Regions from separate parts of the Homo sapiens genome. Here regions 1 and 2 are each linked to region 3. The links are chromatin contacts, found by Hi-C or POLR2A ChIA-PET in ENCODE. All regions are on one chromosome and are shown on one strand. Each heading gives the region's core, a stretch centred on a gene start or an enhancer-like site at or near the end of the contact. The rest is flanking DNA. Distances are from core to core; before and after follow the strand shown.

The links. Hi-C counts contacts between places; a loop is a spot of excess contacts on that map. ChIA-PET counts read pairs that join two places held with the same protein, here RNA polymerase II (POLR2A). Pooled maps may share reads with other maps.
Region 1: a loop to region 3 is called in a pooled map of gastrocnemius medialis, with 4 times the contacts of the local background. The contact joins the promoter of MTFR2 here to the promoter of MED23 in region 3. A Hi-C loop is called at or near these places in 1 of 168 maps with a recorded cell type or tissue (CD8-positive, alpha-beta T cell), 2 of 37 single-sample maps with no recorded cell type and 9 of 50 pooled maps.
Region 2: a loop to region 3 is called in a map of HepG2, with 10 times the contacts of the local background. The contact joins the promoter of RNF146 here to the promoter of MED23 in region 3. A Hi-C loop is called at or near these places in 1 of 168 maps with a recorded cell type or tissue (HepG2) and 10 of 50 pooled maps. POLR2A ChIA-PET finds 5 or more read pairs at or near these places in 1 of 52 experiments (OCI-LY7).

What each region holds. Positions count from the first base shown.
Region 1 is chr6:136,248,434-136,252,010 of GRCh38, forward strand. It overlaps MTFR2 (mitochondrial fission regulator 2), which reads right to left and starts at 1,878. Exons shown (of 8, transcript NM_001099286.3): 1 at 1,543-1,878; 2 at 604-720. The coding sequence starts at 666. RefSeq lists enhancers at 1,328-1,547, 2,198-2,347.
Region 2 is chr6:127,265,414-127,268,981 of GRCh38, forward strand. RNF146 (ring finger protein 146) reads left to right here and starts at 1,451. Exons shown (of 3, transcript NM_001242850.2): 1 at 1,451-1,512. RefSeq lists silencers at 1,410-1,509, 1,610-1,879 and an enhancer at 2,080-2,139.
Region 3 is chr6:131,626,620-131,630,231 of GRCh38, forward strand. MED23 (mediator complex subunit 23) reads right to left here and starts at 1,623. Exons shown (of 29, transcript NM_004830.4): 1 at 1,392-1,623; 2 at 1,022-1,053; 3 at 777-864. The coding sequence starts at 1,430. RefSeq lists enhancers at 1,263-1,312, 1,443-1,612.

The sequences.
Region 1 (3,577 bases), core at 628-3,127, 4.6 Mb after region 3:
TGAGATGTGATGGTTTTATAAACAGGAGTTCCCCTGCACAAGCTCTCTTGCCTGCCACCATGTAAAATGTGACTTTGCTACTCATTTGCCTTCAGCAATGATTGTGAGGCCTCCCCAGCCATGTGGAACTGTGAGTCAATTAAACCTCTTTCCTTTATAAATTACCCAGTCTCCGGTATGTCTTTATTAGCAGCATGAGAACAGACTAATACAGCTTATAATTCTCAGGCCTAAATCATCCTCTTTCCATTAGATTTATTCTGGATTTATTGAGCTTTAAATATTGAACTTGTTTATAAATTACCTTGAATAGAAGTTTTAATGTATCTGTGCAATAAATGTAATTCTGTGAAGCTCATGTCTATATTTTGCTTCCTTTGTATCTTCTGTTGGCATTTGTCCTATCAGGTAAATATGTTCTCAATAATCTTATCCCTCTTCTAACTCAAATCATCAAAGCTATACTATTACAAACTCACCTTTGTTCCAACTAAAAAGAAGCAACAACTTTGCCTTAAATCAAATGATTACATATAAGTCATTTTCAAAATGAAACCCAAGAACAAATACAACAGATCCATTCCAATCCAAAACGACATTTACCTGTTCTACAGGAACGCCAAAATATTCCAGCATCTCTCTTAAGATATTCAGTATGAGAGACATTGATGAAGCAAATACAGAAGCCAATTCAAAGGAACATTATCAGTTTCTTGGTGCCTTTGGGGAAAATTTTAGAAAATGTTACTCTTGACAAATAAATGCCAAATTGTACTACATAACCTGGAAAAGTCCTCTTGATACACGACACAGTCAACTAATTTCTCCTAGCCAGCATTCTTTTAAGTCAGAGAAAAAGAAAGGAAGGGGAAGTCTGGGGGAAAGAGAGGGTTGTAAAGGAAATTTCAATTAATTGGTTAGATTACATTAAAACCTCGTAGGATGTTTGAGCCTAGTTAATAGAGACCAATCAACAAACTGGACATCTACTTAGTAGGCAAGGCTTCAAGTTACATGCCACAGCGAAGCTCGCTCTTTCCTGAAAGCTTTGGGCTGAGACTCTTAGCAGATGGGTGAGTTTAGCCAACCCTTGAAAGCAGGCAAGGGACGACTCAGTTTTTAAAAAAATAAACAGTAGCTCTTCTCACACACATATCCTCACGTGTCAAGGGTGGGGCCAGGTGAAGATAACTGAATCATGGGGGCAGCTTCCCCCATACTATGCTCGTGGTAGTGAATAAGTCTCATGAGATGTGATGGTTTTATCAACAGGAGTTCCCCTGCACAAGCCCTCTTGCCTGCCACCATGTAAAATGTGACTTTGCTACTCATTTGCCTTCAGCAATGATTGTGAGGCCTCCCCAGCCATGTGGAATGCCCATCCCTCCTCACTCTTTTAAAATGAGAAGCATGAATTCCAGATACGGGACGTGACTTGGTCACCCATCTAGTAACAGGCCGTGACCAGAGCCGGATCGCGTCCCTCGCTTTGGTCACAAGCTTCCTGGTGCTCTCCAAACACAGCGTGGTAGCCTTGCTCACCTTCCTCCGAAGCCGAGCCCCCGGGAATCACCAGAACATCAAGCGGAGGGCGTTAGGAATCCTCAATCAAATTCCAGACTGCGCCACTCCTTGTGCAGATCGCTCAGACGTCTACCCAGACCTCGACCCAGTTTCCACCCGCGCGCCTCGGCTTGCAGCCACAGGCGGTAACGATGCCCTCAGCGAGGAATAAGAGGTCAACCCGGTGCCCAGCCCTGGAGCCTCACGCTCAGCCAGGGTAATGTTATGGGAAGCGCGCCCCCGTCCTCCTGCGCCCAACCAACCCACCTGCTAGTCCCTAGGACCGGACTGCTACTTCCGCATGACAGGACTGCTACTTCCGCATCCCAGGACGAAATCAAACTCCGCGGGCCAGGACCCGTAACCAGCCTCATTGGGCAAAACTGAAGATCGCTGCTTCTGATTGGTCATTGCATGATGTCAGGCAATTCGGGAAGCGACTGCTTTTCCTTCTCAAGAGGCGGGTCTTCCGAGAGTCAGCCAATAGGAGCTGACGGGCAGGGCAGGTCGCGTTAGGACAGCGTCGCTCCCGCAGGGCAAGGTTTTAGGTACAAACTCGTGAGCTGGACTCGCAGTCCGGAGTTCGTACCCCACAGAACTCTTCGCAGGGAGTGTCTTACTCGCTACAGCCGGACCCTAAGCGCATCCGCCTTCCCAAGTTCATCTGACACAAAATCGCGATTTATTTTTTGGTCATTTCATTTGTTCAGCTAATATTAAAATACTTGTGGAACTGGCAGAAGCCAAGCACTACCCCCGAGGGTTTTGCAGCTTTGCAGTGGCTAGGATTCATTCTTTCGTTCACTAAATACACCTACGTATCCAGGCTACCGAATATTGGGCCGGACACTCTCCTGGCTTAGCCGAGGATGGCAAGTGATATGACAGGTGATATCCCAGTTTTCATTTCTGATTTGAGGTTATTGGCTTCATACGAAATAGCTTCCTCTTCTGAATTTCAGCAAGACGTGCACTGGAGTGATATAACAATTTAAGATGTGTGCCTGCTACTGACATAATTTGAAAATCTAAGTTTTGAACTAATTTATCTATGGTCAACATCACTTATTCATTCAACCAATAATAGATATCTACTACGTAGCAGACACCATTCTAAGCACGGAAAATACCTTAATGAGAGGGCAGGTCCTCGTCCTCCTGGAGCTTACAGGCCAGCGGGGCATCTCGTTCCATTCTAACCCTAATTTGCTTTTCTCTATAGCACTTATCATATATATTTAGTTACGCTTCCACTACCACCAAACAAAATTGTAGACTCCAGGAGAACAGGAAGTTGTTTTGATCCATGCTCTATCTTTCCCCAGTGCTTTAGAAGAGTGTCTGGTATATAATAGGCATTCAGTCTATTTGTTGAATAAAATACCTAAATGTGGAATGACAGAAAAGATGATAATGATTTGGGACTAAGCAACTAGCAAAACAATTGATAGCAATAATAGTGATATGCCCAGTAGAGCTGGATACGGCTGAGTGAGCGCAGAACAAGGATGATGATGGATCAGAAACCCTAGATGGAGTAATTTTCTCAAGTTCCTTGTCCTTCCCTTTGCCCTTGTGAATAAATCACGACTTTATAACCCCCTCCCTTTCCCACTCTCTTATCAAACAGCAAACAGACAGGGCCAGAATGAAAACATCCCTCCAGAATGAGAACGGAACCACTACTCTTCCAGCTGCACTATTAACATAGGTTAATATTCCAACTGATTTAAGTAGCAAGGAGGACCCAGGTCAAATACTACATCCATAAATGCTTTGCTGACAACTTTCTTCTAAATTCTTCAGAGATATTTCTTCCAGTTTACTAAAGCATTCATAATTCCATTTTGACAAAAACATTTTATGTGATTGGACATCTTTTTCCATTGCTCATTTTTACACGAAATTAGATTTTCCTGAACTCTTAGAATGAGATAGGGTCCAAGAAAGCTTTTCTGACATCACAAAGCTAGCTTTTCTGTTGTCTCTGAGTAGTGTTCAAAAATATAGTGGC
Region 2 (3,568 bases), core at 201-2,700, 4.4 Mb before region 3:
TTAAAGGTGGGTTTGAACAAGGAAAGATGCAACCATTTACTGAAATACAAAGACCTTGGGTATGAGTGAGAAGGGGTTGAACTAGCTGACATCTTACAGTCTGTGCCTGGATTCAAATCTCAGCTGTGTGTGTCTCTCTCTCTGTAAAATGGGAATAATAATAGTGCCTACCTCATAGTTTATTATGAGAATTAAGTGGGTATATATGAATAAAGCACTTAGAGCAACACCTGGCACATTGTTAGTTAATATTAGCATTACCTCTTCAAGCTGGAATCTTCGAGTACATATCAAATTTTAGCTATTCTCTGTTCATGGGCTGTGTAGGATAGAGGGACAAAACTGAGTGGCTAATAAGAAGATAAAGATAGAAAACTAAGCTTAAAGTTAAAGGATATACACTTCAATATTTCTACATGTATGGAACAGTATTGCATACACGCGCAAGCATCACTGAACTAGATGCACCCTTCAAGAGATTGGGTTACATATTGATATATATGAATGAGAACCCTGAAATAAACTGATTTCAGAGGAATAACAGAAAACATATACATTTCTATACCTATAAGGACACTGAAAACTTCCAATCCTGAATCAAACAGTTAATGAAATCCCAAAATGCAACACTAATGCAAATGAGAAGACGCTGTCATAGAATGTTGAAATACATACTCTTCTAAAGATAAAAGGTCTGCTCTTCCACCCTCTTCATTTTCCTACAAATTAGGAAAATTTAATCAGTTCTGAAAAAGGAAATGTACATGCTAAAATGGTGAATTACTGCTAGAGTTCTGATGTTTAAAACCACAGGCTTGCGATCAAAATAACCTCTTTAATTTTAGATTATCATGCAGATTAATTTCTTCAGTTTCTCAGGCACTATTCTGTTTTTTTTAAAAAAAGGGTGGGGTTTCAAAAGAAAACTAATACTCATTTTTTCCCCGATTAAATTGCTCAACCATTAAAAAGGAGAACAAATTGGAAAGTCCTACAGTACTCTCTCCCCTCCGTCCCCCCCCTCCCCATTTTTTTTCTTGAAAGGGAACAAGCAGTACTTTTGCTAAGGGATCTTTAAGCCGAAACTCAGCTAGGCGCCCCAGAGCTTCCTCAGGATAGCAAAGCTGGATTTTTGAGCAGCACCACCTGCTGGTCCTACACACGTTTTACTTCCTCCACCCCAAATCTCTTTCTGTTGGAACTGCACTCTTTCAGAGCCTCTGGGCCCTAATACAAAGCAAGCACACTCTAAAGAAGCCAGAAGAATGCAAGCAGCGAAGTCGCCGCTCCCCACAGGCAAGAGAGTACCGGCAGACAGCGGCGCGAGACAGGGGCAGAACGATGAGGCGCCGGAGTTAGCTCGCCGGTGCGGGTGCGGGTGCGCGGCGCGTCGCGGCCCCTCCTCCGCGACGCGCCGGGTGGTCACGTGACGGCCGCGCGCGTTCCCGGCAGCTGCGGGCTCCGAGGCCAGAGAGAAAAGACTGCGAGGTGGCCGCAGCTGTGGCCGGAGAGGTGGGAGTCGGAGCGAGGCCCTCTCGGGGGAGCAGGGTGAACGCCGGCCACTCTAGGATCCTCACTCGGGGAGAGGAGGCATAGCTCGCGGTGTCACCTCCAGCCGCAACGTACTCCGGGTCGGCCTTGCGCTCGGGGCCTGAGAGGGGCGGCGGCGGGGTCAGGGGCCGGTACGTAGATGGACGCCCTTGGGCTGGCGCGGCCCCGGCTGTCCGCGCAGAGGCGGGATGGGACAGTTCAGCCCTTTCCGCCACCCCCGCCTTGGCTGCTGGGGCAGGCAAGACGACCGTGACAGCCCCTGCGCTGCCCGAGGGCGCCGCAGCCCCTGCCCTGGGTGACGGCCGGAGCTGGTCTCGGTCCGGGTGCGAGGGGCGGAGCAGCGGCCATTACTGCGCAGCCTCTTCCGCCTGAGCCCGCTTCGCTGCCTCGGGTGGCAGGCGGGTCCCTCTCCTCCCCTCTGGGCCGTGGTTTTAGGCCTTTACCCGGGGACCTTCTGGCCTCGAGGTGTAGGGGCGGCGATGGTTTTTCGGCGGTAGCCTGCTCCATGTTTTCCCGTGTGGGGTCAGACAGTTTGGGCCTTGGGTCAGATCGAAGCCAGGGCGTACAGTCTGCATTTTTGCCTTTTCCCGGAGTGTCTCTGGCTGCTGCTTTCTCTTCTCTCGCTCTTCCTCCTTTTTTTTCTCCTGCTCAGTGTCTCGGTCTTGCCTAAAACGAAGAGAGCAATCCCTGCACCTTGTCCTAGTGAAGCCCAGCGCTGCATATTCTTAGTTGTTTTTGACGGCTGTTGAAGCATCGGAACAATTAAGAGATCTCAGAATATCCCTTGAGCCTCCAAACCCTCTGCATCTTAAAAGCTGAGGCTGTTGCTTTGTTCTGATTGTTGGGTGGGGAGTTCTCTTCCTACCCTCCATCCCGTCTGAAGGAGTGTGGGTCTTCCATTGTTGTCGCTATTTATTTTGCTAAGGCTTCTAAAGAATGTAAAATTGTTTTAAGAGTGGAGACGGAACCGTCCTCTCCACAGGTAAAACCTACAGGACTGTAAGTTTACACACACATCCTGGCAACTAGAATCTTTTCTCGTTAATCATATTGGTATATGTTTTAATTTATTTTCTCTAAGTGCCATTTTAGTGAGCACTTATTTCTCAAGTTTTGAACATTTTGTTTAATATTTTTGTAATATCGAAACAGTGTAGAACTGAGGAGAGAAGAAAGCCCAAAGATGATAGGGTACGCTTTGTTCTTTGTATGATTGGCATTTCAGGTAGTGGGCACATCCCCCCCACCTCGTGTGTGTACTTTTCAAATGGGATGTGAACGTATAATATTGGCATTCAATCCAGTATATAATTATAGAATTTGGAAGACTTAGGACATTTTAGTCAGTGAATCTATATTTAGACTTTTCAAAGACATGGCACGTAAGGACACGTGGAGAAAATGTCCCACACAGATAACAGGATTTGTGATTTTGGCTTTGCTGTTTTATGATTAGCAAATATTGTTTGTATAGAGTGTCTGGGTGCCCTAAAAACACATGAAAATAGGTCAACTAAATCTCGTTTTAAAGAGAAAACCGGAAGAGTGAACACCACTCTAAAAATAGATTTTGGATGTGTTTGTTTTGGTGCCTTGTATATCTTAAAGTGGAGGATGTTGTTCAGCCCAATCTTTCATTTAGAATTTATGTCTCAAATGAGCCAGTGTATCATGTGGGCAGACTGGAAATACATTTAAATATTTTTTTTCTTCGCTGGTTGTTCAGAACTTGGTAGAATTATAATTATCAGGAAAACTCTCTCCAAATAGCTGGTCTTTTAGACAAGAGAAGAAAAAAGAAATAACTTCTTTTAAAAGGAGATGTCAACTTACAAAGTGTTTTGTTTCAGTCTCCACCAACCTAACTTGTCAGAGGAAAGGAACAGACTTTTTTTTTTAAAGGATCCAAAACGATATTTTGAGTCAAAAGAAGAAAAGGATATTAAATCTTTTGTTTTCACAATATCGATCTTTTTAAAGAATATTATTTTATATGTTAACCATATACTACCAGGAA
Region 3 (3,612 bases), core at 373-2,872:
GGTAAGAGAAGAGAAAGAGACTAGTTATTGGATCCACCCTTTTATACCTGTGCATTTTGAACCATATAAATGTATTACCTATTAGAAAACAACTAAACAAAAAGGTTAAAACATGACTGTATTGGCATTATATGATCCATGTCTGAGTGGCAAATCTTATCACCAGTGGCTGACACGCAAACAGTTCTCATTTCCCTACCTATAGTGTACCATGAGAAGGTAAGGCACTACTGCAATGTGAGCTCTTCGAGGATGACACATTTTTGTCTTTTTCACGGATACATTTTCTGGTAGCTGTTCTTTGTTACTTTTACAGTTTGTCTCCTCATTTTTACTATAATATTTTCCTATCCTTATTATAGAATCTTGGTATTCCTATTGTAGCATCTTTGTATCAATGCTGTGCCAATTCCTTTATTTAGCAGAAAAATGGAATTTGTATCCTTGACAAGTAAAGCTTAACATATCTGTTTTCAAGTGTACCAAATAAATCCGAATAGGATGAAAATGATCTCAATTAATCTAACATAGGGGAGGTTTTTTTTTTTAAACATCTCACACTGTGCAGTATCAACTTGACTTCTCAACACAGGTTTTCCACTGAAATATACAAATTAAAACAAATGGAAGCCAGAATAAAAAATGATAACAATTTTATTTCTCCCTTCTCAGGAAGATCTTAAGAGCAGCATGAAAGTAAATGTTAAAAGAAAAAAAAAAAAAAAAAGAAGAGGCCAAAAATCATCAGCTGAATGTATTAAAAATGAAGCGCTCACCTGAGAAAGACCACCCCAAAACTGTCTGAAGGCCCCCAAACAGCTAATTAGTTTTGTTTTCTCATCTTCAGGAGTATCCATAAACATGCTAAAAAAATAAAAATTACATTATTTGTCATTCGTTTTAAAAAGGTAATTACACACAATCAGAATAGTGGATCTTATAACCTTCCAACACGAAACTAAGTAAAATCTGACAGACACAATCACATAAAAACACAAAACTCTGCCACGCATACACTCACCCAGGAAAAGCCTCTTCTATAACTTCCGTTTTCTGTAAAAAAAAAAAAAACAAAATGTAAACAATGTTAATTTTAAAAAGGCGCCTCCCTTAGCCAAGTATTACAATGTAACACAGGGCAAGTCACCTTAATCAGCTCTGAAACTATCAATACCTGTCTGGCCTGTCACTGTATCGATTTCAAAGGATACAATGAACTTGACAGCAGTTTGAGAATCACTAAACTTCCCCGCATACAACCTCGGTGTCAAAACAAGGGAATAAAAAGGGAGGCGTGAGAGGAGGTTGCCCAGGCCAGTTTCCTTGGTCGGCTGCCCCCGCGTCTCCCCGTCCCCAAGCCGTAGTCCTGGATGGCCGGCAGCTGCACTCACCACCACCTCTTCGAAAATGCTCTGCAGTTGCGTCTCCATCTGTACTATCACCCCCGCCTTTCCAGGGTGCCCGGCAAGGCCCGGATCAGACTCGAGCTCTGGGAATATAGGGGCAGAGGGGCGGAGACCTCTGGAGGAAACCGTAGCTCCTCGGCGTCGCTTCCTCCCCCAGCGCTTTACCTGGAGCGTTCCCTCCCGAGCCCAGCCAACAGCAGGAACCTGTACGGAAGACGGGAAGGGCCCGGTACGCGCCGTTTGCAAACCCCGCAGAAACCAGCGGCGCCACCAGAAGGTTCCGTCTGTGGAGAAGGGCGGCCCGCAAGCCGGACGAGAGCGCCCCCAAACGGAACCTTGAGCCCAAGGACCCCGGAGGCATCGTCGACCGCAGGCCGCCACCTCCCGGCTGGAGAAGGAGTTGCTTCCTGTTCGGGGCTAACCCGCTTGCAGACTGAGAAATGAAAAGTTTGGAACCCAGAAGCTGCAGCCTGCGGAAAATGCTGGAGCCGCAGCCGACACCAAGTTGATGTCTGTGAGCAGCTGACCTTCTGGACCTCCATCAGCGGCCTGCAGCCAGGAGCTGAAGCCACAGAGACGGTGTCTTCTCAGCTATGATAACCTCAGTGCAAATGTAATTGATTGACTTTTGAATGCCAAACCAATTTTGCTTCTATGGTATAAATGCTACTTGGTCATAATATATTATCCTTTTTAATATATTGCTAGATTCTATTTGCTATTATATTGTTGAGAGTATGTGTTTTTCTTCATATGCCACCATCATCACCAACCCCTAAAACATCTGTTATGTCTTGAATGATCAGCTTTCTTTGCCTCATAAAGAAAATTGTTGATGAGAGTCATAGACATCCAAAGGCCTTTCACTTCTTTGACGGTTGTGAAATGCCACAAACTGCTAAGCATGAACTACTCCTTTGTAGCTGCTAAGTGATGAGCTGATGACTCCCCATTCATGGTTTTGTTATACAAGTGTCTGACCTGGCATAAATTTAGTTTTCTAACAACTTTAATATGCACATGCAACCATGTTGTCCACACAATAGCTACTAAAAGCTGAAAAGAAATAATTCAGATTTCCTGCTGGAGAAAAACTTGAAAAGTTAGGCTTAGGGTATTGTTTGCTAGGGTTGCCATAACAAAATACCACAGACTGGGTGGCTTAAACAACAGAAATTTCTTTTCTTGTAATTCTGGAGGCTGGAAGTCTGAGGTTGAGGTTGATAGGGTTAGTTTCTATAGAGGCCTCTGTCCTTGGCTTGTAGATGACCTTCTTCTCCTTGTGTCTTCACATGGTCTTCCCTTTGTACATGTCTGTGTCGTAATTTTCTCTTCCTAGAAGGACATCAGTCAGGTTAGGGCCCATGTATCTACTCTAAAGAGCTTTAGCTTAGTTGAAGACATAGACATTTTAAACCATAATAGAGTGTGATATGTGCAATACTAGTGATGCTAATAAAGTGCCAGGGAGAAAAGGAGGAAATACAAATTTTTCTACAGAAAGGAATTTAGAAAGATACCTAGGGGAGTTTGCTTAGATTGCTGTGAACAGCATACTATAAACTGGGGGGTAATTTGAGTCTGAGCAAACTGAAAGCTGAGAATTCAGGCTTCTTGTTCCATCCTTGTCCTATCAGGATTTAGAGTGGGGGACTAAAGAGCCAACTGGAAACTCTGAGCAGCTGGGCAGGGCTTATCAACTTTGAGCATCTTTATAGTGTGTTCTGGGGACATTGTTTCTTGGAGAATCCCCAAAGTTGGTATCATCAGGTCTTTCCCCTTAGGCTGGTCTGAATCACCAAGGAAGATACATCTAATCTCTTACAAGTGGGTAAAGTTCTGACTGGCTGCCAACCTTCTTGCAGCCAAAAGGAACAAGAAGCCTGATCTCTTACAAGTGGGTAAAGTTCTGACTGGCTGCCAACCTTCTTGCAGCCAAAAGGAACAAGAAGCCTGAGTTCTCAGCGTTCAGTTTGCTGAGACTCGAATCACCCCAGTTTATAGTATGCTATTCACAGCAGTCTGAGCAAACTCACGTAGATATCTTTCTAAATCCCTTTCTGTAGAAAAATTTGTATTTCTTCCTCTTTCCTCCTGGCACTTTATTAGCACTACTAGTATTGCACAGATTACACTATATTATGGTTTAAAATGTCTACTTCTTCAACTAGACTAAAGCTCTTTAGAGTAGATACAGAAATTAAAC